2 separate regions of the Homo sapiens genome follow, and region 1 is linked to region 2. The links are chromatin loops, found by intact Hi-C in ENCODE. Cell type or tissue: PC-9. All regions are shown on one strand. Each heading gives the region's core, and the rest is flanking DNA. Links, peaks and the distances in the headings are about the cores only.

Region 1 (2,919 bases), core at 97-2,596, 80 kb after region 2:
GGCTTTGGAGAGCCCAAGCTGACCAGGGTTAGAAGTGGTACCCCAGCACAGCACAGCTGCTCTACAAAAATGTGGCCAGACTGCTTTCTAAAGCAGGCCTCAATCCCATTCCTCATCGCTAGGTGGACCCTCCTAATGGGTCTCCACCTATCCCCACCAGTCTTCTCCAGCTGACAGAGGTTTCAGGCCTCCCTGGGACAGAGATCCCAGGGAGAAGGGTGGGCCTCTATCCTTGCTGTTTGGGTGACTTAGCCGTTCCAGCCTTCAGGCTTCAGAGTGTCTGAGGTGACTGGGGGCTGAAGAGGACCCTAAGCACAACACAGCTGCTTTACAAAAACATGGCCAGACTACCTTTTTATGTGGGTCCCTGACCCCATTTCTCCTGACTGGGTGAGACCTCCCAACTTGGGTCTCCAGCTACCTCCTACACGTGTGTTTGTGCTGACAACAGGCCCATACCTCCCTGGGACAGAGCTCCCAGAGGGAGGGGCAGGCTGCCATCTTTTCTGTCTCACAGCCTTCATTGATGATATCTCCAGGTACTAGAAAATCTGAGGTGACTAGGGACTGGAGTAGACCCCCAGCATAGCACAGCAGCCCTAAGGAAAAGTGGCCAGACTGTTACATGGATACCTGTTCCCCTGTCTCCTTACCAGGCAGGTCCTCCAGGTCTGGGCCTCTAGCCACTTTCTGCCAGAGTGACTGAGCCAGTAGCAACTCAGCAGCTCCCCAGACAGAGCCTTTAGAGGCAAGTGAAAGCCTCTCTGCCACTGCCTCTGCAGTGGAAACATTCTTGCTACCCTTGAATTAATAAAGGAGCGAAGACCCTAAGTACCTTGTCCACACCTCCAATAGGCTGCAGTCGAACCAAAGAGACAAGGCAAGTCCATCTCCCACAGTAGGGTCCCACATACCCACAATTCTTGTCACCAGAGAGGGAACCCCTGGCTTGGGCCCACAGCACAGAACAGGGCTGATTACACTGAGCGATTGCTAACCTGTGTCTTTCTGGGGTTGAGCCCCCAGGAGACAAGTAAAGTGATGGATCAGCAAGCCAGCTCATGTTGTGCCCAGAGGGTTTGGTGCAGGAGAGTTTGTAGTTGGGAAGTGGCCAGGGATGGCCATCCCCCTAGGCTCGACTTGCTCCATAAAAGACATTAGCCCTTGGGGAATTATCAAACCTGATCTCTGTGGGGAAGTCTTGTACATCAGATAGGGCTGGTCTGACCTGAGAACTCCTTAGTCTGCTGGCCTCTCTTGGGGCCCCAGCCTGGCCACGCCTACTTACAAGGAAGTCTTGGGTGCCCTGGGGGCCCATACCATAGATAGCTTCTGTGCTAGTGAACCATGCCTGACCAGTGAAGAGTTCCAGCAAGGCAACCCCTAAGGCCATGCACCAGCCCTCACATTTTCTCCCCAGACTGCAGCTTCCCCTGTGCCCATGGCATTTCCCCACATCACTTTGCTGGCACAAGTTTGTACAGGCGGGTTTTGCTTTAATTGCCCCACCAGTACATGGGAGTGCAATATTTCCTCTGACTCCTGTCGACCAGCATTGCAAAAGGAGCCTTGGTGAGCATACAGCCAGCAAGCCCCATCCCTGCCAGCACCCTGCTTTTGTGCTAATGGTGCACAGAGAACAGGGGATCCTCCCACGCAGGTGGTCAGCACCCCATCCCAAACCAACACCACATCCTGTGCAACAGCATACAGTCTCCATCGGGGCACCACCCGCTCCCCCTCCAACTGCCTTGCATCTGCCACTGTGGTGAATGCCCACAGGGAGGCAGGCACCCCTATACCCACTAACACTTGGTTGTGGCTGCTGCACCTTGGTCACCTTGGTCCCCCTGGCATAGTAAACTTCAAACCTCAAGGAGCCAGAAAACAAAGTCGGGGCTCAATACAAGTCCCCCAGAATTACAGCATGCAGTCCAGGAGTTGGGAGCTGAAAGTTCACTCCCTAAAATCCTCCAGAAATGAAGCCAGTTAGCTGAATCCACCTTATATCACAATCAAACCCTCAAGGTCATCAGATAAGATAAAAGAAAAAAAAACCCATCCAAAGGTCAGCAACCTCAAAGTTTGAAGGTAGATAAGCCCACAGAGATGAGAAATAATCAGCACAAGAATGCTGAAAACTAATAAAGCTAGAGTGCCTCCTTTCCTCCAAATGACTGCATCACCTCTCCAGTGAGGGTTCAAAATTTGGCTGAGGCTCAGATGGCTGAAATGACAGAAGTAGAATTCAGAACATGGATAGGAACAAAGTTCACTGAGCTACAGAAGTACACTATAATCCAGTGCAAGGAAGTGAAAGATAAAATAAAACATTGCAGGAGCTGACAGACAAATAGCCAGTATAGAGAAGAAAATAAGCAGTCTGACAGAGCTGAAAAAACACACTACAAGAATTTCATAATGCAATCACAATTATTAATAGCAGAATAGAACAAGCAGAGGAAAGAATCTCAGAGCTTGAAGACTGTCCTTCTGAAATAAGACAGGCAGACAAGAAGAGGGAAAAAGAGTGGAAAAAAAAATGAACAAAACCTCCAAGACATATGGGATCATGCAAAGAGGCTAAGCCTATGACTGATTGGTGTACCTGAAAGAGATGGGAAGAACAGAACCAACCTGGAAAACGTATTTTAGGATATCATCCATGAGAACTTCCCCAACATAGCTAGAAAGACCAACTTTCAAATTCAGGAAATGGAGAGATCCCCAGTAAGATACTCCATCAGAAGATCATCCCCAAGACACATAGTCATCAGATTCTCCAAGGTCAAAATGAAAGAAAAAATGTTAAAAGGCAGCTAGAGAGAAAGGCCAGGTCACCTACTAAGGTAAGCCTGTCAGACTAACAGCAGACCTCTCAGTTGAACCCTACAAGCCAGAAGAGATTGGGGGCTAATA
Region 2 (2,919 bases), core at 305-2,804:
CATCCTAGCACTTTGGAAGGCTGAGGCGGGTGGATCACCTGAGGTTGGGAGTTTGAGACCAGCCCGACCAACACAGAGAAACCCCATCTCTACTAAACATACAAAGTTAGCCGGGCTTGGTGGCACATGCTTGTAATCCCAGCTACTCCGGAGGCTGAGGCAGGAGAATCGCTTGAACCCAGGAGGCGGAGGTTGCGGTGAGCCGAGATCATGCCATTGCACTCCAGCCTGGGCAACAAGAGTGAAACTCCATCTCAAAAAAAAAAAAAAAGATTGGAAGAAAGAATACAGTTTGTGAAATGAGTGGATCCTACTGTAATAATCAGAGTTAATTCTAACTAGTATTTGAAAACACATTTATTTGAACTTCTTTGTTGTTGCAATGACATTTTGTCAATAATGGGGTTGGCGTGTCATTTATAGTCAGAATGCGCTTTATAGTTTATAAACAATTATTCTCTACTTTGAAATGCTCATGGCCAAAGAAAACATATGTGCCAACGGAATGAAGGCTACAGTCAAAAAAGGGCACATAGAATATTGTTGTTAATGTTGTAAGTGTATTAATAATTGTGGTTTGTTATAATTTCAGGTTTTCCCTCCACAGCTGTCTTGCAACAGAGGTACCACTCTTATGATTTTATTAGTATTTACTTCCACTTTAGTAATCATATAGTTTTTCAAAAATATTACCTGTAGAGCTAAGAAAAGAATAAGAAAATGATATTTTCCCCCAAAATGTAGGAATAAATGTTACAAATATTTTTCTTGGCAATTTTATTATTTACATATGTTCCCTTAACCTTTGGGATTCCCCTTTGCCTATTCCCTTATACATAGGATACTTTCCAGTATAAACCATAGGATGCAATAAACTTCATTTACATCAAGGTCTTGGTGATTAAGAAGACTGACTAGTTCTTTAGTGTCATTTTTCTCCAATGTAAAGGGAATGCACATAAGTCTAAACAAGTGATTTGTTTTTCCTGTGGAATTTTCTGTCTCACTGAGCAAGTAGGGCTGGCTTTTTATTAATTGTTCAGGGTGGAGTGGTAACAATAGCTTTCCCTGCCCTTGGAAATCGTATACCATGCTACCTCATATGGCTTTGTCCATGGCTGTCCTAATGCAATGGAATGAGTAATTTAATGCTGGTAATCAGGACTGGATATTGTCAAATAGAATTTCCTTTGCAATGCATAATTGTAAAGCACTTGAAACTTTTCTTGAAACCATCTTTTAAGCAACCACAGTAATCGCCAACTAGAGAATGTCATGCTGGTGTTCTGTATGTTGTGAACTGATAATGAGATTTAGGGTAGTTTATTAGGTACATAATATTTTATTGAATGCCCATTTCATAGACCATCCCCAAATATTTTCTGCAAGTTATACTTAACGAAGCAATTAAAATATAGCGATCCCAGCTGGTTCAATTGAGATGAAGGGACAAGATTAAACCAAAGACTGATTTGTCACTGTCTTGCTAAATGAAAGCAGACAAGCCACATAATCTCTCTACACCTCAATTTCCTCATGCGTAAAATGAGATGATAAAATGAGATCAGCATTTTTTAATTTAAGCGGCTGAACTGGTTTTTCAATTCTTACGTGGAAGTGCATTAGGTAAAATGACTGATTCCACAGCAGTTAAGAAACCCAGAGACTCTGTTTCTTAACTTTGTCTTCCTGTTCCTGCCTGACACTCTTTATCCTCACTGTTAGGAAGCTCTAGGAGAACCTCTGTAGAAACCCACAGCTTTATGAGCCCACATAAAAAATGCAGCAGGAAACCCCCAGTGTCACATTCCAGTTTTGTTAATATAGTATGAAAATCTATTTAAAACATGTATAACTCAAGGATTAAGTTATCTCTCTGGAAAAGTTATTTTATGTTCCACATAAACTTCACTAAAAATTACTCATTCAATATTAATGTCATTTGCAACTCTGACAAATGTGATACAAAATGATTTAAAATTATAACTCTATTGCTGTTAGAATAGGTATATGTGCATATATTAGCCCTTCTCCAGATTCTATGCCACAACCTAGTTGTGAATCTATCTGGCCTTTTCCCAAATCATTCTTCTTTATTCAATCAAGTAGCTCCATGCACTACAGAGAAGAGTTTCTGCAAGGGGTAAAGAGTTCCAACAGTAACCACTGAAGAAACCAGGGAGTAGTGCATGCGCTCCAATGGCTCCCTCTCTAGACCTGAAAACTGATTAGTATAACTTCTATGGACTCTGAGCCTAGATATGTTGAGCAATGGACAGGCCTGGGTACTGCCTAGCTCTGTCTGCTTTGAACTTAAAACTGAAGTGAGATAGTGTACACATCCCACTGCTGTAGAGTCACATACATTAGAAAACAGAAGTATCAAGTAATTTATTCTGTTGAATTCTATGGTTAGACAGTTCTCAATCTAACATTGGTCAGGATGATATACAAGCAAAATTACAAGTATTAATCTAACAAAACTTCAATCCATGTGCTGATATTTTGAAAAAAGAGCTAGACAAACTGAACTTGTCTATTTGTTCAAATTTTCAACTGATTGATTGCCTCTTATTACTTTAAGTTTCTACCTTTTTCCTAAGAATAGGCAAAATACGTGACACTAGTTGGGTTCATTTATTATCACTCGGTGCCTTGACACCATGAGTAATGAAGTATTGTTATTATAATCATACTCTATCCTTAAGCTGCATATGACAAAATTATAATTAGTTTTATTCACCTGAGGCAAAGGAGAACCACCCATACTACGTAAGACGTGCACCAAATACAAAAGAGAAAAGTTCATGTTAAATAGCACATGTAGTCACACAGCTTTTCCACCTATATTTATCTTCAGAGAAAGAATGTAGTTTGTCTCCACCATTCCACCAAATTTAGCTGTCTAAAGCATAAAAA

What was found. Hi-C counts contacts between places; a loop is a spot of excess contacts. Peaks named below come from ENCODE experiments on the same cell type or tissue, not always from the same donor. Only the 100,000 strongest peaks of a DNase experiment are listed, where the experiment ranks them.
Region 1: a loop joins it to region 2, with 7 times the contacts of the local background. A loop is called at or near these places in 3 of 110 quality-filtered maps.

The regions. Positions count from the first base shown.
Region 1 is chr7:80,562,499-80,565,417 of GRCh38, reverse strand. No RefSeq gene overlaps it. Among named protein-coding and RNA genes, the nearest start is that of GNAT3, 52 kb to the right of the region's middle. In PC-9, for the core only: no CTCF peak of the experiment used is centred there; a DNase peak (open chromatin) is centred at 1,297; H3K27ac peaks cover 533 bases.
Region 2 is chr7:80,642,375-80,645,293 of GRCh38, reverse strand. All of the region lies in intron 1 of CD36 (CD36 molecule (CD36 blood group)), which reads right to left. Among named protein-coding and RNA genes, the nearest start is that of CD36, 5.2 kb to the right of the region's middle. In PC-9, for the core only: no CTCF peak of the experiment used is centred there; a DNase peak (open chromatin) is centred at 1,583; H3K4me3 peaks cover 1,138 bases; H3K27ac peaks cover 1,631 bases.